Linked DNA regions of Homo sapiens: regions 1 and 2 are each linked to region 3. Evidence: read pairs that join two places in POLR2A ChIA-PET (ENCODE). Cell type or tissue: OCI-LY7. All regions are shown on one strand. Links, peaks and the distances in the headings refer to the core of each region. The heading gives the core; the rest is flanking DNA. Region 1 holds the start of GAREM2 (GRB2 associated regulator of MAPK1 subtype 2). Region 2 holds the start of LOC124900608 (a long non-coding RNA gene). Region 3 overlaps DTNB (dystrobrevin beta).

Region 1 (10,073 bases), core at 513-5,512, 660 kb before region 3:
CAGAGGTCAGGGCCTGAAGCATCATCACGGAGCAGGGAGAGAAATGAGAGCCCAGAACAAGGGGAAATGACTAGGAGAACGCTGGCGGGGGAGCCCCCAGGCCTGCCCTCCCCGCCCTGGGACCCTCCTGGGAAGAGGCCTCTGAAGTGCCACAGCCCTAGAGGGCAACAGAGGAAAAATGTGGAGGGGGGCAGGCAAGAAGCAGGGGTCTAGGACTTGGGAAGCAGGAACTGCAGGCACTGAGTAGCCTCCTCCCCTCACTCCCGCCTCCTCCCCCAAGTCCACACACAACCCCCACCCCCGCCCCTGCCCCAACCACAAGTAGCCAGGCAGGGAGCAATGCCCACTGCCCCCTGTGGGGCGACTTGGAGCCAAGTCAGGGCTGGAGCTGGGGGAGGATGTGGCAGGAAAGATCGATGTAACCATGGCATCCAGCACCATCCCCCTCCGCGGCAGCCTGAAGCCCAGCGCCGGTCATTACTGCGGGAGGAAGGAAGGGAGCCCTCCAGGGAGTGATGCTCTGGACCCTGGAAGCCTTTTCCTCCCCGCCAGCCCAGGGGCGGCTTCCTCTCCTGCCTCCCCCTGTATGGAACCTGAGGTCCCCCACGGCTCTAAGGACCTGCTCCATCCTGACCTGCCCCTCCTCCTTGTCCTTGCCCTCAGAGCACATGGCTGCCTCGCTCCTCCCTTCCAGCCCCAAGCACCTGAGGGCTGTGGCAGGGGATTGCTGACCACCCTTCTCCATGCCTGCCCCACAGCACACACTCAGTAAAGAACGTGGGTAAAAGCTCAGGCTTTGGAGTGCGACAAATCTGGCTGAATCCCACCCTGCCACTAGCCAGCTGTGTGACCTTGGGCAAATTATTTAATCTCTCTGGGCTTCGGATTTCCCGTCTGTAAAATGGAAACATCCTAGTTGGGCCAGAGGCGCATCTGCCAAATGCTGAGCAGGAAACAAGGCCAACACTGGGGAAGTGGCACCATGCTCAGGGAAGACGCCTGGCCCCTCCCGCAGGGCCAGGGGCGGGGGCTGGGACGGGGGACAGTACGGGGCCAGGCCAGGTCTCCCTGACTCCCGGAGCAGAGCGCCGCAGCCTGGAGACCGAGTCACCCCGCAGTGCCTTCAGCCCCACCCGGCGCGAGTCGCCGTCCTCCTCCCTCCACGGCCTTCCCCTCGGCTCTCTCCGCGGTCCGCAGCCGGCCACCCCCGCCCGCCCGAGCGCCATTATTAATTCATTAGGAGAAATCAGCGTGGAGCCCAGCCGTGCACTCAGCGCCTCCTCGTTAACCCGCCGGCCTTCGCCCTCCTAGGGGCCTCTGCCTCCGCCTCCGCCTCCTCCTCCCCTCCCCCGTGCGGGCGGACAGAAGCAGCCCCGCGAAAAGATGGGGCTGGGGCCGCGCCCCCCAAGACCACCACCCCTCCAAGACCACCACCGTACACAGGCACGCAGGGGCGCCAGAGAGATGGGAGGAAGAGCTAGGAGCCCCCGGACCCACGGTTCCCTGGGAGACTGTGCCTTGGGTTCCCAGAGTTTTAATGACACAACCAAAATGAAGTCCCTAAAGTCACGTTTTTTTCAGTGAGGGATTTTCCCAACCTTTCTTTTTCTCTTTTCTTTTTAATTTTTATTTATTTTAGAAACACCATCTTGCTCTGTCTCCCAGGCTGGAATGCAGGGGTACCATCATAACTCACTGTAGGCTCAACCTCCTGGACTAAAGGGATCCCCCCCACCTGGCTTCAGTATCCCCAGTAGCCAGACTACAGGCCTGCGCCACCACGCCTAGCTAATTTATTTGTTGTTGGGGGGGGGGGTTGTTTGTTTTTGTTTTTGTTTGTTCTCGCTATGTTGCCCAGGCTGGCCTGGAACTCCTGGCCTCAAAGGAGCCTCCTGTCTCAGCAAAGCACTAGGATTACATATAAGAGCCACTGCTCAGGCAACTTTTGCTTTTTTTATCCCAAGAAGACCTGGGACCTCCCCCTGAACCAAGCTTGGAAATTTCTAGCTTGAGCAGGCCCCCAGTGGGCTCCAAGCCCAAGATAGAACCCCAGGTCAGAAAGAAATCTGAGTGAGTTTCCACATCTTTTAAGGGTTTGGGGGGTGGAGTACACAGGTACCAACTTCACAGGCTGTAAAAGACAGAAGCCTCTGTAAAGGGCTCAGTCCTGTCCTCCTGGCTCAGGGAGACCCAGGGCCAGAGGAGGCAGGGGTACCTGTGAAGAAGCAATGGGACCTTCCCAGCCTTGGTGAGGGGGTTGTCAGGAGCAGCTGGGCACAGCAGTTAAAAACACAGAACTGGGCTGGGTTTGGTGGCTGACACCTGTAATTCCAGCACTTTGGGAGGCCAAGGCGGCCGGATCACTTGAGGTCAGGAGTTTGAGACCAGCCTGGCCAACATGGTGAAACCCTGTCTCTACTAAAAATACAAAAATTAGCAGAGAGTGGTGGCAGGCACCTGTAATCCCAGCTACTTGGTAGGCCGAGGCAGGAGAATCCCTTGAACCTCGGAGGCAGTGAGCCAAGATGGCGCCTCTCCTCTCCAGCCTGAGCAACAGAAAACACACACACACACACAGAACTGGGCCTGGCCCAGTGACTCACACCTATAATCCCAGCACTCTGGGAGACTGAGGCAGGAGGCTTCATTGAGACCAGGAGTTTGAGACCATCCTGGGCAACATAAGGAGACCATCTCTAAAAACACAAAAAATGAAATAAAAAACATGGCACTGGGCAAGCCACTGAAACTCCTGGAGCCTCAGTTTCCTGGTGAGTTAAATGGAGTTGACAAGACTTTCTCATCAGGTTGCCATGAGGATGAAATGGCAAAAATGTTCGGCCCAGCATATGGCATGCAGCACATGCTTAACACATGGCAGATGTGGGATCCGGGGCTCACACGGGGACGTCTCTGGGATGGGGCCACCAGACTCCCATCCCTCCCACACAGGGGACAGCAACCACACGCTCCTGGTGTAGTGCAGCAGACACCAGCCCTCAGTTGAGATACCTGGATCTGGCCAGGCTCTTCCTTTCCTAGATGTGTGACACGGGGCAAGTCACCTCCTCCCCCAAGCCTTCCGTTTCATCATCTGTAAAAGGAAGGGGCTGTACTCTGTTTTGGTAACAGAATCCTTTCTTCAAACAAAATCTTATTATATGTCAACGTCACGTATAAAACTAATAAAGGTAGTCCATTAGCATAATCTTTAGAAGTCTAAAATTTTTAATATTCACTTATAAAGTCAACCAATGGAAACAATAGGTTTAACGCAAAAATTGGGAAAAACAGGATCAGCGCGGAGAGGTGCAGCCATGTAACCAGCTTGGGCATTCGCTGGTTTCTGCGGTATTTGGTTGCGCGGTACAGAAAAGGTCCTGGCAGGACATGTTCTCTTGGAGGGTCTGCACAAAGATGGCTAAGCGTGGCAGCCGAAGGTATACCCTGAAGGCCTCTGATTAGGGTTAAGCTCTGATGTGTAGTAATTTAAGAGTGTGGGTATTTTTTAATCATTAGTTTCAAATCTACTTTAAAATAAAATGTGAATCAAAAAACCTGTGAGCCACCTCTCCAGAAACCCAGAGTGCCACAGAACAGAATGAAAACTGCTGGGCTCTGACTCCAACCCTAACCCTAATCACCGCCTCGCTAGTCCCAGCGTTCCCCCTACCCCTGGCCCCAGTCCCTCCTGCCTACACCCCCCTACAGGCTTTATGACATCTGTCCTGGCTGGACACACCTGGGTACTGCAGGGGGATGTCGATCTTGGGCCCGATGACATAGTGGCCCTCCTCCAGGGTATGAGCTGTCACCGTTGTCCACTGCCGGCAGGAGTGGATGAGCAGGATGTCTCGCTCACTGACGCCCTCGGCGTACTCCCCTGGGAAGGGGGAGGAGGACAGAGGATGAGGGGAAGGAAGACAGGACATTAGAAGGGGCAGAAAGAACAGATAGTGACGTCCTCACCAAGACCGCCCCCCTGAGGGACAGCTCCACACAATCCCTGTCCAGGTCAGCAAAGCTCAAGGGACAGGCGGGCTGCCAGCTGGGGCCTGGGGCTGTGGGGCTGGCTGTGAGCCTCTCAGGGCTGTGACTCCCGACGGGGCCCCTCGTTCATCAGTGGCTGGAATGCCTGCTGTCCCTGGCTCTGAGCTGGAGCAGGGGGAGCTCCCCATGGATGAGCCCAGACCAGCCCCTGCCCTCCAGGAGCCCTTAGGCCCCTGGGGAGGTGGGCAGAGATGTACCAGAGACTAGGCAAGTTTGAGGCACTGACTGGAGTATGTCTGGGGACCCGGAGGGCAGCAGTAGGCTCCAGCTGGGGGTGTGGTGGCGAAGGGAGACTTTATTGAGCAGGAGATGCTGGAGCTGTGCTTCCCAGTCAGGGCCTAGGCCCTGCAAGAAGGGCCCTACTGGGGCAGTGGAGAGGGCCCGGACGGGACTGTCCCTTATAAGGTCCCAGCTGTGAGAGCTCCCCCAGAGCCACGGGTCGCTCAGGTCAGGAGAATGACAGGGCTTAGAGCAGCTGATTACTGCCTCTCCCAAGGGCAGCCCTTCCTTTCCACCCACTGCCTTGTTCAGGGGACCTCGAAGGAGAGGGGGGGAGTCCCCAGAAACCCCCAACCCCATCTCAGAGAAGCCACCCACTGCCTTGTCAAGGGGACCTCGAAGGAGAGGGGGGAGTCCCCAGAAACCCCCAACCCCATCTCAGAGAAGCAGCTCCTTGACACCCCCTCCCCACGCCCCCTCATCCTCCCAGTTACAGGGGTGACGGCTGAGGGTTGGAGGGGTTGAGAGAGCAGGTTTAGAAGGCAGGAGTGGGAGGCCCAGCCCTGGGGCCTGGGGGAAGCTGCTCTGGGGCAGAGGTGTTGGGAGTTGGGAGGGGTCTGGGCCTGGAGGCGCCAACCCCAGCAACGGTTTCCAGGGGAGCAGGAGGGGCAGCCCAGCTTCCAGGAGGCAGAAGGGGCTGTGTCCGGGCTGCAGCTGGTGGGGAGGGTGGGGGTAGGGAGTACCTCCTTCCTTTCTCCTTCAGGCACAACTTACAAAATTTCTGCCAATCAAATGGGAAATGGTTTACTCTGATGGCTGGGGGCTCCATAAAATGTGTACATGTGGGGTAGGCGTGTGTGTGTATGTGTGTGTGTGTGTGTGGCAGGGTGGCGGGCGGTTCAAGACGCACAGGAAGGGCCTGGCCCCCACTATGTGTGTGTTGGGGGTGTTGTCTAAGCTTTCCCCTGTACCTCCTCACCTCCGGGGGCCCAAGAAGCTCTCCTCCAACTCTGCTCCCTCCTCTGAGAGCTGTCCTGGGTCCTAGCCCCATCTTCACAGCCACATGGGCACACAGCAGTAATCATGGCTCATGACCACCAACAGCTGAACCACAATAGCCCACAGTGACAGATGCTTGTCACCCAAACAACATAACTCAGTCTCCGGCCAAGGGGCCCCTCCCAAATGCACAGGCACACAGGGACCTACCCTTCAAGCCATACAATTCTGACCAGACATTCACACCCTGATGGTGACCCAGCCATAGCCACACACTGTCACACACAACAGACAGCTGGGCCATCACACCAGTTGTTCATTCACTCACCCATTCATTCAATCCATAATCTTTATTGGGCAAGGATGCCTGGTCTCAAGGAGCCCACAGCCAGGTCTAAAGACAATAAACTGACTGACCATTATAATGGGGTGCACAGTAGGAGACAAGCCAGAGTTGGCATGAGGTGGCCGGGGAGCCCAAAGGAGGCCCTACGCAGACCGAGGAGCTCAGAAAAGCTGCCCAGAAAGGGGAGATGCCAAAAAGGATGTGTGGGAAGTGGCCAGAAGACCCCAGGGCAGCGACCTCCATTCACAGGCAGACACAGTACCACACTCTGACCACTCGGCCGCGAGCCAGAGAACTAGACGCTGGCCTGCCCGACGGCGGGGCGCCGATGCTCCCCCATGAGCCTGCTCCCGGGACAGCTGACGCCCACTGTGCCCACTCCTGGCCGCCACGGAGGAGGGGCTGCCGGGCCCCACGGGGAGACGAGGAGCCTGCGGCCGCGGGCCCCATTAGCATTCATGGAAGCGAGTGTGCCAACGCGGGCCAAACCCCTATTCTTCTCACACACAAAACCCCCGGCCTGGCTGCCAGCCCCGGCTACCGCCCATCCCCCAACCAAGCAGCACCCCCCTCCCCCCAAACGGTCCCCTCGCTCCATGCAGCCTCCGGGCGTACCCTCTCGGGCCCCCATGCGTGGTTCCATCAGCCGAGCGGCTGGGGGCCCCAGGTCCTATTAAGAAGTGGGACAAGATTCGGGGGAGGGCCGGGAGTTTGGGGGTCACGCCGGGCAGCAGACCCGGCTCCCGCCGGCCTCTCCCGAAGGTGGCCTGCCCGCCCCAGGACCGAGGCTGCTCCTAGGGAAGAGAAAGGAGGTGCAAGAAGGGTCCCCAGAGGGGCGGAGCAGGACTAGGGGTGGCGGTAAGGGGAAGACAGAGTCCGGGTCCCAGGGATGAGGGAAGACAGAGGTGAGAGGCCAGGGACAAAGGGACCAAGGGGGCGCGGCCGGGGCGGGGGGCCCAGGGGCAGCGGGGGAAAGGGGGGCAACCGACGGGGCGGGAGCAGGGGCTCGGCCCCTTTCCGGACTCCAGCTGGGCGGGAAAACTCTGTCCCGGGCCCTGTCCCCGGTGTCTGTGCCTGTGCTTGTCCGCGGGGCCCAGGAGGCGGACCTGGCGGGTGGGCCCCGCGTCTCCCGGGAGGCGCGCCAGGAACCGCTCGGGGCCCACGCCGGGGAGCTGGGAGGGTGCGGGTGCCGCACCCTCCTCACGATCCCTCTGGCCCCTGGCTGGAGAGCCCACCATTTCCCCGCGGACCCCGGTCCCCATCTCCAGCGACCCCGGTACCTGGCCCAAGGCAGGCGAGCGTGGGCAGGCGGCAGCGGCTGACGATGAGGTCGAGCGGGAAGGCGCCCATGCTCCAGCGCAGGCCGGCCAGCCCGGCCGCCAGCTTCTCCATGGCATGGGCGCCCCGGGGCCGCCGTCCCGGGGCCCCGACGGTCAGTCCCGCGCGGCCCAGGCTCTCGCGCCCGCCGCCACCTCCCGGGGCCGCCGCGGCGCTCGCCGCCTGGCAGCCCCGCCGGGCCGCGGGCGTCACGTGGCCGGCCTCCCCGCAGGGCGCCGACCCCGGCCCCGCCCCCGGGCCCCGCCCCCTCCTCCCGGACCCCGGCCCCCTCCTCCCGGACCCCCGCCCCCTGCTCTGTCCGCCCCGACCCGGACTCGCCGCCGGACCCACCCCCGGACCTCCGCCCCCAGCCCTGTCCGCCCTGCCCCGCCCCGGCCCCCTCTCCTCGGACCCCGTCCCCGCGCCCCCTTCTGGGACCCCGGGTCCCCAGCCCCGCGCTCCGTCCGCCCGCCCCTGCCCCCGCTCCCCGGCCCCCACCCGCCGCTGCCGCCAAGCCCCGCCTCCCCTCCCGCCAGCTTCCCCGCGCCCAGGTGACGGCGGGTGATGGAGGACCCCAGGGCGGGCGCCTGGAGGGACAACGAAGTCCCGAGCGGCATCTGCGGAGTCGGCGCGGGGTCGGCCTCCTCCTTCTGGCTGGGTGTGTCCGGGCCCCGCCGCTCCCCCTCGTGCTGGCCTCCCGGAGGCCGCGCCCACCCGCGCCCTGTCCTGCTCCGCCGCCCAAAGCTCGGGTTCTGAATTCTGCTCTTCCAGGACCTTCATCACCTCCGGCTCCGTGGAGCTGGGCGAGGCAGCCTCCTTAACCCCATTTTACTGATGAGCAAACTGAGGGGCAGAGGTCAGGTGGCAGCCAGGACTTCAACCTAGGTTGGACTTCAACCCAGATTTGACTCCAACCCTACTGCCCAAGAGCACCCTACAGCGCCCCACCATAGAGCACCTTCCACGTTCCCAGCGCCCCCTTAGCCGATAGCCCTGTGTCATGTAAACCGGCGCTCCAACCCTTCCACAGCACGCGGTGTGGACTGCGTCCATTCTGCAGATGAGGAGGCCGAGGTTCGAGGGCGTAACCGGTGCTGCGGTCTCCTCTCGGATCATTACAAGAACCGCCTTCCTCCCCCACCGCCACCATCCCTTCTCTCTTTTCCTTCTCTTTTTTTGAGACTGGGTCTCACTCTATCACCCAGCCTGGAGTGCAGTGGCGCGATCTCGGCTCACTGCAACCCCCACCTCCCGGGCTCAAGCGATCCTCCCACCTCAGCCTGCGGAGTAGCTGGGATGACAGGCACCTGCCACCACTCCTGGCTAATTTTTTTGTATTTTTAGTAGAGACGGCGTTTCACCATGTTGGCCAGGCTGGTCTTGAACTCCTGACCTCAAGCGATCCTCCCGACTCGGCCTCCCAAAGTGCTGGACTTACAGGCGTAAGCCACCGCGCCCAGCCTTCGTTCCCTTCTTTTAATTTGCGTTTCCTTTTCTGCTGTCCTCACCTCTTCCTTCCAAGCCCCCTGGACTCCAGCTCGGGGCCTCCCTTTGGGACCCCCTTCCCAGAAGCTTAGATGGCCTCGGCCTCGGCCTCGCCCTCTCTGTGTCTGCGGCGCCCTCTGCAGGTAATTGGGGGATGATGCGGGCCTGGCTGATCTCGCGGAGCCAGCGGGCCTTAGTCCCTAGGCTGCTCCCTCACGGGAGTGTAGTGGCACGATCTCGGCTCACTGCAACCTCCGCCCCGCAGGTTCAAGCAATTCTCCTGCCTCAGCTTCCTGAGTAGCTGGAATTACATATGTAGCTGGGATTACAGACAAGCACCACCATGCCCGGCTAATTTTTCACCTGGCTAATTTTTGTATTTTTAGTAGAGACAGGGTTTCGCCATGTTGGCCAGGCTGGTCTCGAACTCCGAACTCAAGTGATCCACCCGCCTCGATCCATCAGTCCTCAGCCTCGGTACCCCCGGAAGAACCCCACCAAATACAAACAAAACCCTCTCTTCTGAGGTGACTGACACCTGGCATCTTATGGCTCGAACCCCATGAGAAATGGCAGCCGACAAGATGAACACCACTTCTCAGCGAGAAGAGACGTTTTAGATCAGTGGTTCAATCCTCAACTGCTGCAGAGGAAAAAACTGAGACTCCAAGAGCAGAAATGCTTTGCTCTAAGGTCACACGGCAAGAAAGAGGCAGCGCTGCGACCAGAAGGCAGGACCCCCACCTACCAACTTGACCGAGGCCCTTCCCCAGCCTGGCCCAAACCCAGCCCGCTCACCCTGGCCAGGGAGGAGCTGCTCACCCCGGTGACTCAGGCAGCCCAGATGGACTCCGCTCTCCTGAGTCTGTAGGGGTGGGGTGGGTTCTTTCCCAGGGAAGTGGGAAGGTGAAGCCTGGCAGGAGAAGAAAAGAAAATACAGTGAAAATATAGGAGTCTTAAGAAGGGAATGGGCCAGGCGCGGTGGCTCACACCTGTAATCTCAACAGTTTGGCAGGCCAAGGCAGGTGGATCACTTGAGGTCAGGAGTTCGAGACCAGCCTGGCCAACATGGTGAAACCCTGTCTCTACTAAAAATACAAAAATTATCCAGGCAAAAAATTAGCCGGGCATGGTGGTGCTTGTCTGCCACTCCAGGTACATCTGTAATCCCAGCTACTCAGGAAGCTGAGGCAGGAGAATTGCTTGAACCTGGGAGGCGGAGGTTGCAGTGAGCCGAGATCGTGCCACTACACTCCAGCCTGGGTGACAGAGCGAAACTCCATCTCAAAAAAAAAAAAAAAGAAAAGAAGGGAATGGAAGGTCTGAGACAGGAGGGCGAAAAGGCCGGAAGAAGCAAGTGAATGAGAAGGGTGCTGCCTTAGATTCACTTTTCTTCCCCTACCCTGTAGGGTCTCTCTTTAGGGTGACCGTGTGTCATCCTAACTGGGAGACTTTTAAGAGGGAAGCCGGTACTAACCACCTCCCCACCCAGCTAGGACAACAGGTGCAGGTAGCCTGGGCTCCAGACAGCAGGTATAAACTGGCATTGAGCCACGTGGTCACCTTCTCCCTGCGCCCTGGACAGAGACGCCACATCTACGGTGGCTTCTCTTACTCAGCATGGCCGGCTCTCCTCAGCTCCCGACCTCAACTTCCA
Region 2 (10,073 bases), core at 3,407-8,406, 76 kb after region 3:
AACAAAAATGTGCAGGAGTTGTTCTACAATGACCCAGTTCTGTCTGTTTTGACAAGAACTCTGATTCTTAGAGCAGCGCATCGACCTTGGATGCACATTGAAATCACCCGAGAAGTTTTTGAAACTACTGCTGCCTAAGCCCAGTTCCAGACATCAATTTAATTGGTCTTGGATGATACAACCTGAGCACTGGGGGTTTAAAAATCCCTCTAGGTGACTGGAGTGCATGGCCAAGTTTGATAACCACTGACCAAGAGAAACGTTTCTGGACTAGGGATAAGCCAGAGTCACCTGCCATGTTAGATGTGACCCTTAGTTGAAAACCATTAGTTTTGGATAGAGTGCACAAGGCAATAATTTTAGTTTCTCTGTTAATCTATCAGATTCCTCTCTGTAATCTGCCTCTTGGCAAAGGACCAGTACTTTACTCTTTCAGGCCATGTTTTGCACTTTATTAGGCCCTAATTAGCTCAACGTTGAACTAGAAAAGACTAGATGTTGTTGACACTTTAGGCGAACTTGCCAAATATGAGCCAAATCTCTGGGCTTATTAAAAGTTCAAAAATCTGAACCCTGAAGTTTTCTTGTTTTTTGAAACCTGTTTGGTCTGGAATAAGTTAAGAGGAAAAAAAAAATCTGTTTAGGGAAAAGTTGAAAAGGTGCATGTCATCATCTTCCTAGCCAGAATGCAGATTAAATACCATCTCTATCCTAACTTTCTAGGAAACCTTCTTTTCATTTCACAACTTAGGAATGCCTATGATGCCTGAGTGTCTTTGAAAAAAAAAATTTCTGGTTCTTCCTTAGGATTCAGGTTTCCCTGATTGAAAACAACCCTGGCTTTGAATTTGATACAGATTTGGAACTTTTCAGTTTGTAAGTTTTTGTTAAGACCCTGTTAAGTGTTTTGTTTATTACTTCAGAGGTGATCAAGAAACTTCTTGAAAGAGCAAATTCTGCTTAATGGCATGAGAGCTCCATGAAGGAATTTATTAGATACACCCTGATTCTCCACTGCCCTAACACACGATACTGAGTTGCTAATGTCCACATTCAGCACCAGGGGAAATTCGTGCATCACATGACATCGCCTCATTAAAGCTGTCAGCATAACTTTACCAAACAAGTTATATAACAACCAAGAAGCCACTGGTACAGGATAATATTCAGAATGTGACATGTAAAAATTGCAATAAGTAGAATATATTTTTTATGTTGTTGAACAAAAGAAAATTGAAAGAATTAAAGCAATCCAAGGGCCTAGAAGCAAGTGAATTCTCTGATACCTGTGAGTAAGGCTACTTTAGGACAGCCCATGAATCCATTCCTCGGGTTGTTCTGAGCTCCTTGAGAAATGGCCCCAACTGGGTTTTTGGAGTGAACCTGGTTCAATACAGATTGCCTTAGGATGTTCACTGAAAGTTTCGGCTTGCTCTGGACTCCCAGAAAACGTTCAAAGAATCGGGTTGTTACACAGGTGGTTTCATTGTAAGGATGAAAGGAATAGGTTTGGGGAAGTAAATCACTGAGTTGAAGCTTCAGAGATGTCCTTCCACGTGAACCAGGAACCACTCAGGATCCAGGAATCAGTTTATTTGCCTTGAGGTCTTCTGGGTTGAAGCAAAGAGAGGGGAAAGGTAGGCCTGTAGGTGAATGACTTGGTACCCAGTAGGAGTCCTGTTACCTGTACCACAGGTTGGTCAGCAATCAAAAGCTGGCTTAAAATATTTCTGCAGATGTCTGCTGACGTCTGTAGGGGTGATTGTTTTCAAGAATTTGCATTAAAATACTTGAGAGAGAAATAAAATATGGGATAGATGAAGCAAATGTGTCAAAAATCTTTGTAACTGTTTAACCTAGTTTGAGTATATGGAAATACATTATTTTCTCTCCTTTTGCCTATGTTAAAAATACTGTTACTACATTTTTAAATAAGTTAAAATAGGGAACCACAAAAATGATACCTATATACTTGAACATTTCTCTGCATGTCCTCATGTATATTTGGATGTAGGACCAAGCCCATTCACTGAGTGTAGGTCCTCTGGAGCTCCAGGTTGTCTCCTTTGCACAAAATGTTCTCACATGTTGCAAGTTCAGCTTCCTTTTTCAGTCCTTTACAATGAAATGAGAACTTACTAACTTACGATGCAAGAGTACAAAATTTCTCTTTATAATTTTTCCAAATCTTTACAGCTGTCTTACCTTCAGCTAAGTCAGTGCCATTTTATTCTAGAAGCCCATCTCTATGGAGTCTCCAACTCATTCAACTTGGTTTTCCTAGAAATAGAAACCCTCTTTTCATCCTCGTATCTCACTGGTTTATTTGTTATTTAATTAGATGACATAATTGCAAGTGCATTTGTTCCAGTGAGGAACAGACGAGTCTTGTTAAGCACGCAAGCTGTGTTTTCCACAGGAAGCCGAGACCCTTCCAGTATACCTGCTATGCTCACTAAGTAGAGATCAATTAAGAGGCCTTCAGCTTTAGTTTTTTTTCTGGGCATCTTTTGCTCTAGATGCTACAACCCCCGAGTTGCTCACTGGACCTGGGAACTTCCTTGAGTTTTAGTGGTGTGAACATAATGCTTTGACTACCAAGATTCTAGAATTTTATTAAACCCCAGAACCATGTGTCCTCCTTATGAGTAAGCTTTGCAGTGTTTATCTTCAGTTTAAGAGTTCTGCCTTTGCTACTTGCTGGATTTACACATAAGAGGTGTATAATAAGTTTATTAGATACAATTTTATTTTGAGTTATAATTATCAGCATTTGTAGAGCATTGTGCTGCCTCCTACATTATATCATTAAATCCTCTCCACATCACTTTCACTAAATATTCCCATTTTATAGACAAGAAAATAAAGGTATAGTAAAATAACTCAATGTGGCACAGCCAGAAAGTAGCAAAGCTAGGATTACTAATTCGTCTCCCTACTTTCATTCCTCTCCTACTACACTAAATTCTCCACCGAGTAGCCAAAGCAATGTTTATTTTTTAAACCTTATTTTAAAAGTTTTAGATTTACAGAAAAATTTCAAAGATAGTACAGAGAGTTCTCTATAATCTACACCCAGTTTCCCCTATTATTATTTTGAGACGGGGTCTCACTCTGTCACTCAGACTGGAGTGCAGTGGTGTGATCTCAGCTCACTGCAGCCTCAACCTCCCAGGCTTAAGCAATCCTCCCACCTCAGCCCCCTAGTAGCTGGGACTACAGGCACGCGCCACCAAGCCTGGTTAATTTTTTTTGTATTTTTTGTAGAGTAGGGGTTTTGCCGTGTTGACCAGGCTGGTCTCGAACTCCTGGCCTCAAATGACCTCCCACCTCTGTCTCCCAGAGTGCTGGGATTACAGGAGTGAGCAACCCAGCCAAGTTTCCCCTGTTATTAACATCTTGAATTAGTATGGTACATTCATTGCAATTAGTGAAGCAATATTGATACATTATTATTAACTAAAGTCCATACTTTATTCATATTTTCTAAGTTTTTACCTAATGTCCTTCTTCTGTTCCATCCAGGATACATTACATTTAGTTGTCATGTCATCTTAGGCTCCTCTTAGCTGTGACAGTTTCTCTGACTTTCCTTGTTTTTGATGACCATGACAATTTTTAGGAGTACTAGTCAGATATAGACTGTCTAATAACTGTAATTTGTCCGATGTTTATCTCTTGATTAGAACTGGGGTTATGGGTTTGGGAAAGGAAAAGGTAAAGTGCCATTTTCATCATGGCGTATCAAGAGGTACCTACTATCAACATGAGTTGTCACTGTTGATGCTGACCTTGATCACCTGGCTGTGGCAGTGTTCGTCAGGTTTCTCCAACATAAAGTTATTCCTTTTCCTTTCCACACAGACTCTTCGGAAGGAAGTCACTATGCACAGGCTTCTCTTAAGGAATGGGGAGTTAGGCTTCACCTCCTTGAGGGCAGAGTATGTCCATACCTTATTTGGAATTCTTCTGTATGGGAAATTTGTCTGTTCTTCCCCATGTATTAAATTACTCAGCCACTTATTTATGTAAATGTAGAACAGTGTTTTTAACACATATAATCAAATTTCATATTCCCCTGCCCAGAATCCTACAGTGGCTTCACACCACATTCAGAATGAAATGGAAACTCCTCTCCATGGCTCAGAGGCCCTGTATGGTCTAGACCAAGCTTGTCCAACCCATGGCCTGTGGGCTGCATGCAGCCCAGGATGGCTTTGAATGTGGCCCAACAAAAATTCATACATTTTCTTAAAACATTATGAGATTTTTTTGTGATTTGTGTATTTATTTATTTATTTATTTTTAGCTCATCAGCTATCATTAGTTTTTTTGTGTGTGGCCCAAGACACAGTTCTTCCAGTGTGGCCCAGGGAAGCCAAAAGATTGGATACCCCTGGTCTAGACCCTTCATCTCCCCGTGCCTCGCTCTTACCACAGCTTCCTTCCCTCCGTCAGCACTGATCTGAACACCCCAAGCCCAAGCAGCTGCAGGGCCTTGCATTTGCCCTTCTTTCTGCCCAGCAGGCCTTCCCTCAGACCTTCACCTGGTTGGCTTCCTCACTTCATTGAGTCTCTGAGAGCCCTTTCATCACCACCTCATTTAAAAAGAATTTTCTGTCCCGGTTCACTGTTTCCTTACCCTGCATTTCTTTATTGCATTATCCCTGCTGATGTCTATATTTATTTTTTGGGTTTCTTATTTTTCTCCCAGTGTAATCTGAGCTCCATGGGGGTGGGGCTATTCACCAGAACATCCCTAACTGGTAGAGCAGTGCCTGGCACATAGTAGGAGCTCAGGAAGTATCTGTTGAATAAATGTGTGAACTACTTATTTTTTGAAAGAAATCATCTTCATGTCTCTCTGGCCAAAGCATCCTATGTCTTTATGAACTGGATCAACAAAGTCTCCTATGTTGTTATGAAATCATTCCCGTCTTTTTCCCTTCAGTGTCCTGAAGGCATTTTAGGAAGAGACTTGGCTTTTTTCTTCTTCTTCTTCTTAATGAGCACTATGGTGTTTAAGATTGTAAATAAAAGCTGAGTGCGGTGGCTCATGCCTGTAACCCCAGCACTCGGGAAGGCCGAGGTGAGCAGATCACTTGAGGTCAGGAGTTTGAGACCAGCCTAGCCAACATGGTGAAACCCTGTCCCTACTTAAAACACAAAAATTAGCCAGGCATGGTGGCACATGCTGATAATCCCAGCTACTCAGGAGGCTGAGGCAGGAAAATCGCTTGAACCCAGGAGGCGGAGGCTGCAGTGAACCGAGATCATGCCACTGCACTCCAGCTTGGGCGACACAGCAAGATTCTGTCTCAAAAAAAAAAAAAAGTACATAGATAAAAGTTCTAAGTTTCTGTTATTTGATGTATACTTGACTGTATTTAAAGTTTGATTGAGTGAGATAAGCCATCACTGGACACTCATCACTGAGGAGTCCTGCCGGGACACCAGCTGCCCCTAGGGGAACTGCTGCCTCAGGATTGGAACCTTCCTCCACCCCTACTTCTTTATATTTGCATTACAGTGCTTCTTGGAGCCAACCAGTCTTACCTGATTAGGAATCTCTGTTGATAATGACTTGATTCCTATATTAACCTCCTCTGTGGAAGATCCCTTGGCTTTGCAGTTACTCAAAACCAGAAAGCTTCTCTAGATACTTCCAGAGAAGTGCCACAGGGCTTCTTTTCATCATCATATGAAGCAAATTTCTTTCAGAGCTTACCTCCTGACCCATAATTTTCCCTCGTCTCACTCTATTAAGCAGCTGTTACTTTTAGCTCCAGTTTTCAGGAATTGCAAACCTGTTCTTCACAGCCAGCCTCAGTCTCAAGCAAGCTACTTTTCTGAGACTCAACTCAGGCTCTCACAAGACTGACTACAATATAGAAAATTTACTCAGTAGGCTGCCAGTCCATGCTTCTCTGGAGGAAGAAAAATCATCTTGGTTTTTTTTTTCTTTTAAAAAAGAAAAACACTTGATAATTTGGTAAAAAGCCTCTTACCCAGATTTGCTATGCTGTTTTGCCCTTGTTTATTTAGAAACTGCCACATGAAAAGACTTACTGAATCTTCATGCTCTAGACAGGAAACAAGGTCTTCATGGTACAACATGTTTCAGGCAGAGCCAAGAGTGTACAGAGTGAAGCAGGGTCATCGTGGAGCCCTCAGTGAGAGCTGCCTTTCTGGTTAATCAATAAAAGGGAGCCACCACCTACTCATGTTCATTGGCTACCATATTCTTTTTTTTTTCTTTTTTCCCCAGATGGAGTCTCGCTCTGTCACCCAGGCTGGAGTGCAGTGGCACAATCTCAGCTCACTATAACCACCACCTCCCAGGTTCAAGCAATTCTTCTGCCTCAGCCTCCCAAGTAGCTGAGATTACAGGCGCCCACCACCACACCTGGCTAATTTTTGTATTTTTACTAGAGACAAGGTTTCACCATGTTGGCCATGCTGGTCTTGAACTCCTGACCTCATGATCCTCCTGCCTCGGCTTCCCGAAGTGCTGGATTACAAGTGTGAGCCACCGCACCTGCTGGCTACCATATTCTTAAAGGAGTTAACAAGGGTCAGAAATATCAGTGGATATGCAAATCACAATCACATAATTTCTCCACAAAACATATACAAATGGCCAGTAAGCACATGAAAGTACGCTCAACATACTAGTCATTGGGGAAATACGAATTGCCTTACAATGAGATACCACTTCACACCCATTAGGATGATGTGGAAAAAATAGAACCTTGATACATTGCTGGCAGGAATGTAAAATAATACAGTCACTTTTGAAAACAGTTTGGCAGTTTCTCAAAAGGCAGTTACCATATGACCCAGTAATTCCATTCCTAGGTACGTACACAAGAGAAATAATAACATAACTCAACATACATGCTCAAAGCAGCACTATTCAAAACAGCTGAAAAGTGGTAACAACCCAAATGTTCATCAGCTGATGAATGGGTAAACAAATAGTGGTATATCCATGTAATGGAATATTATTCAGCTGTAAAAGGGAATGAAGTACTGATATGTGGTACAACATGGGTGAACTTTAAAAACATTTTGCTAAGTGAAAAAAGATAGACATAAAAGGTCAATATTGTATGGCTCCATTTATATGAAATATCCAGAATAGGCAAATTCATAGAGATGGATAATGGAGGTCAAGGGCGAGGGAAGGGGGATGGGGAATGACTACTTAATGGGTATGCTGTTTCTTTTTGGGGTGGTGGCTTCACAACCTCATGAATACATTAAAACTACTGAATTCGGCCAAGCCTGATGGCTCACACCTGTAATCCCAGGACTTTGGGAGGCCAAGGTGGGTGGATTATTTGAGGTCAGGAGTTTGAGACCAGCCTCGCCAATATGGTGAAACCCTGTCTCTACTAAAAATACAAACAATGAGCTGAGCATGGTGGTGCACACCTGTAGTCCCAGCTACCCGGGAGGCTGAGGCAGGAGAATTGCTTGAACTCGGGAGGCAGAGGTTGCAGTGAACTAAGATCATGCCGTTGCAGTCCAGCCTGGTGACAGAGTGAGACTCTGTCTCAAAAAGGAAAAAAAATTACTGAATTATATGCTTTTTAAAAGTGGATTTTATGGTAGGAAAATTATATCTTAATTTTTAAAAAATTTACTATTGAGAACTTGATACCTACTAGGATGGTTAAAAGAAAAAAGTAGTAAGTAAATAAAAAATAAAAAGTAAATAAAACAACAGGTGTTGGTGAAGATGTAGAGAAATTGGAAATCTCATTTATTATTAATGCAATTGTAAAATGGTACAGCCACTTTAGAAAGCAGTTTGGGAGTTCCTCAGATGTTAATTATAGTTATCATATAATTCAGCAATTTTACTCCTAGGTGTCTACCCAAGAGAAATGAAAACATACATAGACAAATACTTGTGAATGAAAGTTCATAGCATCTTCATTTGTAATAACCAAAAGCTGGAAACAATAGATAATAACCAAAAGCTGGAAACAATAGAATACTATACAGCAATAAAAAAGAAGGGACTACTAGGCCAGGCACGGTGGCATGTGCCTTTAGTCCCATCTACTCAGAGGCCAAGGTGAGAGCCCAGGAGTTCAAGAGTGCAGTGAGCTGTGATCATGCCACTGCATCCTGCATACCAGCCTGTGTGATAGAGCAAGACCTTATCTCAAAAAAAAAAAAAAAAAAAAAAGACTAGTTCATGGAAAAACATGAATTAACCCCAAAAACATTATGCCAAGTGGAAGCCAGAAACCAAAGACTATGTGTTTATATGAAGTTTCTAGAAAAGGCAGAACTATAGACAGAAAGCAGACGCATGGCTGCCTGAGGTTGGGGGTGGGAGTGGCGACTGGTGACAAACTGGCATGAGGGAATTTTTTGCGGTGATGGAAAATGTTCTAAAACTGGACTGTGGTGATTGGTTGCACAACTGTTTAAATTTACTAAGACTCATTGAATTGTATACTTAAAACGGGTGGATTTATGATATGTAAATTATATGTCAAAAATCTTTTTTAAAAATCAGTCAATCTAGAACTCTGGGTATATTTGGATCAGAAAAAAAAAAACTTTCTCCCGACTTCCCCACTTTAGACTCGTCCTCCCACTGACTTGAGCTTTAACTTTGATGCCAACAAACAACAAAGACAGCTTATTGCAGAACTGGAAAACAAAAACAGGTAAGAACGCAGAGGCTGAGCCCACTTCCAGAGTCCAGGATTATCACGTGCGTATCTGATTCTCATTTTCCTTGGATACTAGGTGGCTTTTGACCGCCAAGGAAGACCTTGCCTCAGTGAACCTAGGCTAGCCCAAGTCCAGGGAATGCCCTGGACGCTGATTTGTGTCTGTCTGCATGCTGTTGATTCTGGTAGTCCACAGCTCTGCTCACCTGCCCTCGGGGGATTCCTTTTAGCAGGGCCTCCTCCCACCCATCCGTGTGACCCCCTCTCACAATTGCGTTTTCCACTCTGCTTCCCAGCAACATTTTGCTGTATCTAGTCATCTTGTCCTGACCCATTATGCTATGTAGGACTGTCTGGTCTCTCCTTAAAAAAAAAAAAAAATTAATGCCATTTAACGGCACAGAGAGCAGACAGCACACCATTATGTACTGAAAGGTAGAAGCCAGGATGTGGAGACCCGACCTAAGGTAACAGGCATAGATAGAAGCAACATAGCTGTCTACTGGGGCATCGGGGACAGAGGGAAGGAAGGGGCAGGGAAGGATTAAGGGAAGTCAGCACAGGACCTGCATTAGGAGGTTGCAAGGAGTTCCCTTTTCCTCCTGCCTGAGTGGAACGGAGTAAATAAAGTATTCTGGCTGTAATTTTCCTTTCTTGGAGATTTTTCAGGTCCTTGAGAAGAGTATTTTTATGACTTTTTCCACCACAAAGGATTGCTTTGTTGAGGAAATGTCAGGTGAAGCAGTATTGAGAAGGTGTCCATTTCACCTCTTGGCCATTTGGAAGCAATCAAAACAAGATTGGTAGAGGAGGCACTGCTAGAGTTGAAAAGTTGTAATAGGGAAAGAGGGAGCGTGAGTGAGAAGCACTGTGCAGCCCCTTTCCGTTCACCCATCCTCTCTAGAGAGATCCTGCAGGAGATTCAGCGTCTCCGCCTGGAACACGAGCAGGCCTCCCAGCCCACCCCTGAGAAGGCACAGCAGAACCCCACGCTGCTGGCAGAGCTGCGGCTGCTGAGGTGAGTAGGGACACTCTACCACTTGCCACATGTAATCTACTATGGATGGAACTTATCTGAGGAAACCAAAGGAGTGGGGTAGAATCTGTTGTTCAGTATAAACAATCCTGTGAGCGCAGACCACTGAAGAGTTCACCCATTCTGTTGCTGCTTCAGATGTCTGGGTTCCATTAGAGATCACTCTAAGAATGTCAGCCATTATCACAGAACTTGGTAAATACCAGTCTCCCAGCTCCAGGACCAGCAGGGCACTGTTTATACTTCTGTGATTGCTTTAAGAAGACCACTGTGCTGCAGTCTGTCTCTTAACTTGCTAATTTGTCTGACTTTAGAGACACTTGGCGGGAAGAATGCTTTGC
Region 3 (10,073 bases), core at 3,410-8,409:
CCATTATCCTACTATAAAGCTCTCTGCTTTTAAACTCAAAATCTCACAAAACTTCACAAATCATCATCCCTTAGTATTCTTTTTTTTTATTGTGGATAAAAAAATAATATAAAATTAACTATCTTAATTCTTTTAAGTGTACGGTTTTTAAGCGTACAGTTCAGTAATGGCAAGTGTAATCGTGTTGTTGTTAAACAGATCTTCAGAACTTTTTCCATACCCGTTAAACAGCAATGCCCTTTCCCTCCACCCCCTGTGACCACCGTTCTACTTTATGTTTCTATTAATTTGACTGCTTTACATACCTCATGTGAGTGGAATCATATGGTATTTGTCTTTTTGTGACTGGCTTATTTCACTTAGTATAATGCCCTCAAGGTTCTGTGTTGCAGTATCTGTGTTGCAGCGTGTGACAGGATTTCCTTCCTTTCTAAGGCTGAATGATATTCATTGTATGTAGATACCATATTTTGCTCATCCATTCATCCACCGTTGGTAAGATGTGGTACCTACATACAATGGAATATTATTTTGGGTGGCTTTCACCTCTGGGCTATTGTGAATAGTGCTGTTATGAACATGGATCTCTTGGAAACCCTGCTTTCAGTTCTTTTGTATGTATTCCTGGTAGTGGGATTGCTGGATCATATGTTCAATTTTTAATTGTTTGAGGATTCGAGGAACCCTCATATTGTTTTTTACAGAGATTGCACCATTTTATAATCTCACTAGTACTGCAAAAGAGTTCCAACTTTGCACATCCTTGCCAACACTTGTTATTCTATGTTGATTTGTTTTTATAGTAGCCATCGTAATGGGTATGGAGTAATATCTCATTGTGATTTTGATTTGTCTTTTTTTTTGAGGTGTAATTTATGTTCTGTAAATTTCACCCACTGTGACAGTTAAATTATTTTCAGTTAATTTATACAATTTTGCAACCATTGCCACCATCCTGTTTAAGAATATTTCCATCATCCAAAAAGTTCCCTCCTATCCATTTGTAGTCAATCCCAGCTCCCACTTCCAGCCCTAAGGCAATCACCAAACTACTTCCTGCTTTTTCTAGAAATTACACATAAACAGAATCGTACAATATGTAGTCTTTTGTTTCTGACTTATTTCATTTAGCATAATATTTTTGGGGTTTATCCATTTGTTTCAAGAATAAATAGGTCATTCTTTTTAATGTTGAAAATATCCTTTGCATGAATAGATCACATTTTGTTATCCATTCACCAGTTGATGAACATTGGTCTCATTTTTAGTTTTTGACTCTTATGAATAACGCTGCTATGAACATTCATGTCTTTCTGTAGACATATGTTTTCATTTGTCTTTAGTACATATCTGGGAGTAGAACTGCTGAGTCATGCAGTGCAAGCATATATTTAACTTTTTTATTTTTTTTTTGGATACAGGGTTTTGCTGTTGTTGCCCAGGCTGGAGTGCAATGGCACGGTCTTTGGCTCATTGTAACTTCTGTCTCCTGGGTTCAAGTGATTCTCCTTCCTCAGCCTACCAGATAGCTGGGATTACAGGCGCCCACCACCACGCCCAGCTAATTTTTGTATTTTTAGTAGAGACGGGGTTTCACCATGTTGGCCAGGCTGGTCTCGAACTCCTGACCTCAGGTGATCTGCTTGCCTCAGCCTCCCAAAGTGCTGGGATTACAGGCGTGAGCCACCATGCCCAGCCAAGGGTATGTTGAATATTTTAAGAAACTGCCAAACTGTTTTCTAAAGTGATGGGAGGCCGGGCACGGTGGCTCACACCTGTAATCCCAGCACTTTGGGAGTCTGGGGTGGGAGGATTGCTTGAGGCCAGGAGTTCGAGACCAACATGGGCAACATGGCAAAACCCCGTCTCTACTTAAAAAAGATACAAAAAAATTAGCGGGGTGGGGTGATGCATGCCTGTGGTCCCAGCTACTCAGGTGGCTGAGGTAGAAGGATGACTTGAGCCTGGGAGGTTGAGGCTGCAGTGAGCCAGGATTATACCACTGCACTCCAGCCTGGATGACAGAGTGAAACCCTGTCTCAACAAAGAAAGAAAGAAAGTGACAGGACTATTTTACAGTCCCACCAGCAATACTTAAGAGTTCCAGTCTCTCCACATTCTCATCAGCACTTGGTATATTGTCATTCTTTGGACTATAGCCATCCTAGTTAGTGAGTGGTAGGATCTTACTGTAGTTTTAATTCGTATTTCCCTAATGACTAATGATATTGAGTACCTTATCATGTACATATTAACCATCCACATATCTTCTTTGGTACAATTGTCTATTTAGATATTTTGCCTACTTAAAAATATTTACATAAACTTTTTATTTTAGTTTTAGATTTACAGAAGTTTCATAAATAGGACAGAGTTTCTGTACACCCTGCACTTAGTTTCCCCTGTTGTTAACATCTTAGAAATGAAGCAGCCAGGCGCAGTGGCTCATGCCTGTAATCCCAGCACTTTGGGAGGCCGAGGCAGGTGGATCAGCTGAGGTCAGGAGTTCGAGACCAGCCTGGCCAACATGGTGAAACCCCATCTCTACTAAAAATACAAAAAATTAGCCGGGCATGGTGGCGGGCTCCTGTAATCCCAGCTACTCAGGAGGCTTAGGCAGGAGAATTGCTCGGGAGGTTGTAGTGAGCCGAGATTGCGCCATTGCACTCTAGCCTGAGCAAGAAGAACAAGACTCAGTCTTAAATAAATAAATAAATAAATAAATAAATAAATGCATGGATATCCACTTGTCTAAGCACCAGTTGTTGAAAAGACCATTCCTTGCACCATTGAGTTGTCTTGCCATCTTTGTCAAAATCAACCGACTATAAATATGAGTTTATTTCTCAATTCTGTCCCATTGACCTATGTGTGTATCTGTCCTTATAGCTGTACCATATGATCTTGGTTACTATAACTTAACAGTAAGTTTTGAAATTGGGTAGTGTAAGTTCTCTTCTTTTTCAAAATTGTTTTGGGTATTTTAATCCTTTGCATTTCCACACACATTTTAGTCTATACCTGTCAATTTTAACAAAAGATTTTGATAGGGATTCTATTAAATCTGTTGAGCAATTCTCCTCTTCTTCCTTCTCATACTCTACCTTTCTTCTCCCTTGTTTTTTTTCGGTGTGTTTGTTCTGCTTTTTGTTTTTCTTGCCTTCTGTGTTTGCATTGAGTCCTGTATAGGGCACAGTCATCTTCTATGTATAACAAATCCTTAGCAGTAGCCACAACTGTGGATATATTCCCTTTGATTCAACCCACTTTTATATCCTGCTTAATGATAATAATGTCAATGAAAAATCCTTTTAAGATTTTTCAGCTGGGCGCGGTGACTCACGCCTGTAATCCCAGCACTTTGGGAGGCCAAGGCAGGCGGATCAGTTTAGGTCAGGAGTTGGAGACCAGCCTGGCCAACACGGTGAAACCTCATCTCTACTAAAAATACAAAAATTAGCCAGGCGTGGAGGTGGGGCCTGCAATCCCAGCTACTCAGGAGGCTGAGGCACAAGAATCGCTTGAATTCGGGAGGTGGAGGTTTCAGTAGCCGAGAGCCACTGCACTCCAGCGTGGGTGACAGAGCAAGACTCTGTCCCCACCAAAAAAAAAAAAAAAAAAAAAGATTTTTTTCAAAGATGTTTCTTTTTATGTGAACTTACAATACAAATCATCTGTTCCTAAAAGGGTGTTAGATGTATGCAAAGAAAATTCAGAGATGAAAATTCAGATCTAGTAAATTCGTTTAGCACTACAATATATTTGTCCTATGACATAACCCAGCACATGTCTTTTTTTGTTTTTGTGGGGGGTGGGGGGGCTTTTATCCCTTCAGTGACTTCCCCTTACACTTAAAAGCCGAAGTCTATACAATGGTCTACAAGGCCCCATAAAATCTGGTTCCTGGCAACCTCTCTAACTTTATTTCCTGCCACTTTCCCATTGCTCTATCCTCCTTTGTTATTCTGGTTTTGTTCCTTGCAAATACCAAGTGTGCGTCCACCTCAGGGCCTTTGCAACTACTGGTTCCTTTGCCTGATGTGCCCCTCATCCTCATACTCACATGGCTTATTTGTTTATGTTATTCAGATCTCTCCTTAAATGTTAGCTTCTCAGAGATACTTTCTGTAACTTTTTTATCTAAAATAGCACCATCAGTCACTCTGTTTCCTCTTACCTTGTTTCAGTTTCTGCATGACACTTGCCATTATATGACATTTTAAAAATTCATTTTTGTATTTGTTTATAATCTCTACCCTATTAGACTGTAAGTTCTTTGAAAGCAAGGCTTTTTTTTTTTTTTTCCCCACCAAACTCATTTTACTGCCAGAGACAAGGACTTTATTTTACTTCCTGCTCTATCTCCCTATCTGGCGTGGGTCTGGCAGATAGTAGATCTTAAATACTTACAGAATGCATAACTGCATGTGTATCTATATGTGTTCATGACTTACTAATAGTAGTGATATTCATGAGGCATTCAGGTTATTAAATGATATCAGTGTGTCAGAATGAGGCAGGCTTTATTTCTTGTGGGGTTTTTTTTTTTTTTTTGGTTGTTTTGTTTTGTTTTTTCTTTGAGATGGAGTTTTGCTCTGTCACCCAGGCTGGATGAAGTGCAGTGGTGTGATCTCGGGTTACTGCAACCTCCACCTCCTGGGTTCAAGCAGTTCTCCTGCCTCAGCCTTCCAAGTAGCTAGGACTACGGACACCCGCAGCCATGCCCAGCTAATTTTTTTGTATTTTTAGTAGAGACGGGGTTTCACCATGTTGGCCGGCTAGTTTCAAACTGCCGACCCCAAGTGATCGCCTGCCTCGGCCTCCCAAAGTGCTAGGATTACAGGCGTGAGCCACCAAGCCCGACCTATTTCCTGTGTTTTTACAGTGCTAGACCAATAATTCAAAAATTGAAGTTGAAAGCAATGGTTCTCTAGTTCATTATGATTGTTTTAAAAATCCTTAAAAAGTAATCATTCATAGTATTGGAGAAATTTGCTTCTCTTTGACATTTATTTCTTCCCTATCTAAACCTAAGTTATACCTGTAATATAATTTCATGCAGACATTGAGCCTCAGGATTGTATTTCATTTGAATGGAATTTCTTAATAGGATTTGTATACTGACTGCAATTTAGAATAATTTGAATATTTCTCCGCACCTTTGCAAGTCTTCACATTGCCCACTTTTGACTGGTGCCTGAGTTTAGAACCTGCTGTGTTAGCTCTCTTTCATTCTTCTCAAAACTCTGATCTGTCTACATATTTCTAACAAATTAATCTTCTTGAGTCACTGCCTTTGTCATATTACTTCCCTATTTAAAAATCTACAAAACCTCACTGCCTGTAGAATGAAGGAGGCACTCCTCGTGCTGGAATTCAAGGCCTGTGTAATCGGGACCCACCTTACTTTTGGAATCTTATCTTCTACTACTAATTTATGGAGGACAAAGCCTCTGCTCTGCCAGACCTGCTGCCTTCCTACCCTTTAAAACTTTATTGCCCTTTCCACCAAGCTAGCTCATGATGTCCCAGCCCGGCTACCTGCTTTCCTGAATGTCCTACTTGTCTCTTTCAGATTTACAGGTTTTCTATATCCTGGAGTCCAGTTTAAATCCTGGTATGTCCATGCAACCTTCCTTAAACCCTCCAAGTAGCTAACTCATATGGATCTCTTCTTTGCATTCCTAAATTCCTTGAGCTCTTATTGTTTTATCAGTCATTTGATCATCCAATAAAATGCTATCTCTTTCCTTAAGGATTTCTTGAGTATGTATTAAACCAGGACTTCTTGAAGATTGTAAGCACTTTCTTTGCACCTTCAACTTTTTAAGGGCTGGGATTGTACATCTTTAGTGCCTGGCAGATTCCATGTGTTTGTGGGACTGAACTTTATACTGATTTGTGTTTCTAGAGGATGGAGCACAATTGTAAATTCTAGTTGAATTAGGTTAAATTCAGCAACTTTCTTGTAGTCCCTCTGTTCAAGGTCACATTATAGGACCTTGCTTGTTGATTTGGTATGCTTTTGCTGGTCCTACTGACGCTTTGGAAGGCAACCAAAGAGTAGTTACTCAAACTGTAAAAATCTGTATTTTTTATGAGTTTTTGGAGAGAAGTTTGTCTTTTACTACCAGAAATAATCCTGGAAGTCAAGATAAGGTTGGAATAAGGCATCTCCTTTGGTGTAAAGTGGCCCTTTTCTTTTGTCTCGCTTTTTCCCCTTTGGATCATGTTAATGGAATAATCCTAAGGGTAAAACTGGAGACTTTGGCTCCAAGCATGAATTTAAAGAAATGTTCAGTTAAATTGTATTGAATAATCTACATCCTTGGTTTTTCACTTTTTTAAATAGAATTGTTTTGGAATTTAAGGGACTTCTTTTTTCCCTTTAGTTATTTCTTCTAAGCTGTGACCACCTCATGTTTAATTCTATATAAATCCAGCTGTTATTTTTCACTCATTTCCTGTGTCCAGTTTATCACAAGGAAAACATTCTTGTGAAGAGCTTCTCCATAGAGTTTATTGAGATGAATTTTTAAAGTCTTCATTTTGAGAAATTGATTAAACTGCTACTGATGTTATCTGAGTGAGCTCAGCCCTATTGAAAGCTTAAAATCTAAAACTGATACTGTATGAAGTATCAGTTCCATATGGAAGCATTAAAAAAGTAACCCGATTGGGCGCGGTGGCTCACGCCTCTAATCCCAGCACTTTGGGAGGCCGAGGCAGGTGGATCACCTGAGGTCAGGAGTTCGAGACCAGCCTGACCAATATGATGAAACCCCATCTCTACTAAAAATAGAAAAATTAGCTGGGCATGGTGGTAGGCGCCTGTAATCCCAGCTACTTGGGAGGCTGATATAGGAGTATCGTTTTAACCCAGGAGGTGGAGGTTGCAGTGAGTCAAGATCGCGCATTGCACTCCAGCCTGGCCAGCAAGAACGAAACTCCATCTCAAAAAAAAAGTAACCTTAAATTTGAACCAACGTGAATTTAGGGTATGAAACTGATTTATATTGACATAATCTATGCATTTCTCACATAAATGAAGTGAATAAATACAAATAAATGGTACGATGCTGAACAAAAGAATACCTTTTAAGAAAATCTTTTGTGTTTCCATATAGGTTTAGGACATTAATATGTATTGTTCATCTGGTTGTGTGGGCACTCTAATTTATAAGCTGATCACCTCAAATTCCCTCTCACATTTACCAAGTTGTCAGGTAGGAAACATAAACATTTTATTCCTGCCCCTTTGAGAAAATCAGCGTAGAAGCATGTTATAATTTATAATTACAAAGAACAAAGGCCTAAAAGAGAAATTCCTAACCACAGGCCCACTTTCACATGGGTTTGAAACCAGAATTTATACCATATTTTTAGCCCCCAAATCCCAACTCAGGAATTTAATTAAATTTAAAGCTTCTCTATTTGGGTGGTGCTCCCAGAAACCTGTCAGAAGCAAACATAAATTCTCTTTGTAGAAAGGCACTTAAGCTGGGCGTGGTGGCTCACGCCTGTAATCCCAGCACTTTGGGAGGCCAAGGCAGGCAGATCACTTGAGGTCAGGAGTTCGAGACCAGCCTGGCCAACATGGTGAAACCCTGTCTTTACTAAAAATACAAAAATTAGCTGGGTGTGGTGGCGGGTGCCTGTAATCCCAGCTACATGGGAGGCTGAGGCAGGAGAATTGCTTGAATCTGGGAGGTGGAGGTTGCAGTGAGCCGAGATCGCATCACTGTACTCCATTCTGGGCAATAGAGCGAGACTCCATCTCAAAAAAAAAAAAGAAGAAGAAAGGCACTTAAAAACCTCAGCCTTGAGTAATCTCCACAGATAAGTTCCAAGGAACTTGAACTCACGTAAGAAAAAAATAAGCTGGCCTGTGTAAGAATTAACAGGAACAATACATTAAAGTCCTACAAAGAGTGTGAACTATCAAATACAGCATATAAAGTAAATATTTTTTTAAAAAAGGAGTATGTTAAAAGTATAAAGTATGGAGAAACAAAAGAATATAAAAATTACCAGAAAATCTGAAAAGGAATCAAATAAAACTAGGAATTAAAAAAAAAATAGAAACCTCAATTAGATAAGGTAAATATCAGATTAGATTTAGAGATTATAAACCTACAGATAATTGGAATTCCAGAAGGACAAAATAAAAAAAATTCTTGGTAAGGCCAAAAGATAATGAATGGAAATTGTCCCAAGTTCATAGCAGTGGTCAACAAATCTTAATTAAGAATCTAGGCCGGGCATGGTGGCTCATGCCTGTAATCCCAGCACTTTGAGAGGTCAAGGTGGGCAGATCACTTGAGGTCAGGCGTTCGAGACCAGGCTGGCCAACATGGTGAAGCCCCATCTCTACTAAAAATACAAAAATTAGCCAGGTGTGGTGATGCGTGCCTGTAGTCCCAGCTACTTGGGAGACTGAAGCACAAGAATCACTTGAACCCAAGAGATGGAGGTTGCAATTGAGCTGAGATCGCACCACTGCACTCCAGCCTAGGCGACAGAGCAACACTCTGTCTCAAAAAAAAAAAAAAAAAAAAAGAATCTAAAAGAAAATTCATACCTACACACATCATAGTAAAGCTAGAGGACCCCAGAGACAAAGAAAAGATACTAAAAACAAATAGAAGATTATTTACAAAGAATTGACAATTTCACAGAGAGCTGACTTCTGAAGAGCAACATTAGAAACCAAAGGAGAGTGGAATACGATCTTCCAAGAACTGAGAGGAAAATAATAATCCTAAAATTGTATACCCAGTGAGAAAATACCTGTCAAGAAAGGCAAAGACAAAAACATTTGCAGATGAATAAAAATGCTCACTACTAAAGGAACCTCGCTAAAGGAATTTGTAAAGGGTATGTTTCGAGGAGAAGGAAAATGATCTTAGGCATTTGACAAAATTCAACCCTCAATTCACATTTTTAAAAACTCTCAGAAAGTTAGGAATAGAGGGTACCTTCTCAATCTGAAAATGCACATCTATGAAAAACCTACCTAGCTACCATCATACTTAATGTTAAAAGACTGAACATTTTACCTTAATATTGGGAACAATGCAAGAATGTCACTCTTAGTGCATCTATTCAGCATTTTACTAGTGATCCTAGCTAGTGCAGTAATACGAGAAAAAGAAATTAAAGGCATTCAGATCGAAAAGGAAATATTAAAATTTTCTTTATTCATAGATGACGTGATTGTGTACATAGAAAATGCTAAGGAATCTACAAAGCAAAGTACTAGAACTAACAAAGTTAGCAGTATTGCAGGACATAGATCACTTTAAAAAAATCAGTGGCATTTCTGTATATTAGCAGCAATTAGGAAATGAAATTTTAAAAAGCAATACCATTTATAATAGCATTGAGAAACATAACGTAGGAATACATATAATGAAATATGTGCAAGATGTGTAAACTAAATACTACAAAGTATTGCTGAAAGAAATTTTAGGGCCGGGTGCAGTGGCTCACGCCTATAATCCCAGCACTTTGGGAGGCTGAGGTGGGTGGATCACCCGAAGTTGGGAGTTTGAGACCAGCCTGACCAACATGGAGAAACCCTGTCTCTACTAAAAATAAAAAATTAGCCCGGCGTGGTGGTGCACACCTGTAATCCCAGTTTCTCGGCAGGCTGAGGTGGGAGTATCGCTTGAACCCGGGAGGCGGAGGTTGTGGTGAGCCAAGATCATGACGTTGCACTCCAGTGTGGGCAACAAGAGCGAAACTCCATCTCAAAAAAATAAAAAACAAAGAGCGAAACTCCATCTCAAAAAAAAAAAAACAAACAAAAAAGAAATGTTAAAAGCCCTAAATAAATGAAGAGGTATACCATATTTATAAATTGGAAGGCCAGTGGTATACCTAGCATATTTGACATTCAGAATGGATCATATTTAACAGCCCTTTCCTTTATATGTCAAAATTGTTAGTAATTATCATGAAATGAAACAGATAATTACTGATTCCTGCTTTTGTCTTATTATTCCTTTCGTTATCTTCAGATTTTCTCTGTTTATCAGTCATTCAGCAAATATTTATTGGGCACTTAATAT

What was found. Peaks named below come from ENCODE experiments on the same cell type or tissue, not always from the same donor. Only the 100,000 strongest peaks of a DNase experiment are listed, where the experiment ranks them.
Region 1: POLR2A ChIA-PET joins it to region 3 with 5 read pairs; 2 of 35 experiments call an interaction of 5 or more read pairs at or near these places.
Region 2: POLR2A ChIA-PET joins it to region 3 with 5 read pairs; 3 of 35 experiments call an interaction of 5 or more read pairs at or near these places.

What each region holds. Positions count from the first base shown.
Region 1 is chr2:26,170,154-26,180,226 of GRCh38, reverse strand. GAREM2 (GRB2 associated regulator of MAPK1 subtype 2) reads right to left here and starts at 7,139. Exons shown (of 6, transcript NM_001168241.2): 1 at 6,895-7,139; 2 at 3,743-3,883. The coding sequence starts at 7,006. RefSeq lists enhancers at 1-901, 902-1,817, 4,139-4,677 and a silencer at 1,062-1,181. In OCI-LY7, for the core only: no CTCF peak of the experiment used is centred there; no DNase peak of the experiment used is centred there.
Region 2 is chr2:25,432,527-25,442,599 of GRCh38, reverse strand. DTNB (dystrobrevin beta) reads left to right here. Exons shown (of 21, transcript NM_021907.5): 13 at 8,605-8,690; 14 at 9,601-9,714. LOC124900608 (a long non-coding RNA gene) reads right to left here and starts at 9,499. Exons shown (of 2, transcript XR_007086247.1): 1 at 2,206-9,499; 2 at 965-2,115. In OCI-LY7, for the core only: no CTCF peak of the experiment used is centred there; no DNase peak of the experiment used is centred there.
Region 3 is chr2:25,508,233-25,518,305 of GRCh38, reverse strand. The region is part of intron 9 of DTNB (dystrobrevin beta); the gene reads left to right. Among named protein-coding and RNA genes, the nearest start is that of DTNB-AS1, 92 kb to the right of the region's middle. RefSeq lists a cis regulatory region at 103-105 and an enhancer at 33-177. In OCI-LY7, for the core only: no CTCF peak of the experiment used is centred there; no DNase peak of the experiment used is centred there; H3K4me3 peaks cover 670 bases; H3K27ac peaks cover 818 bases.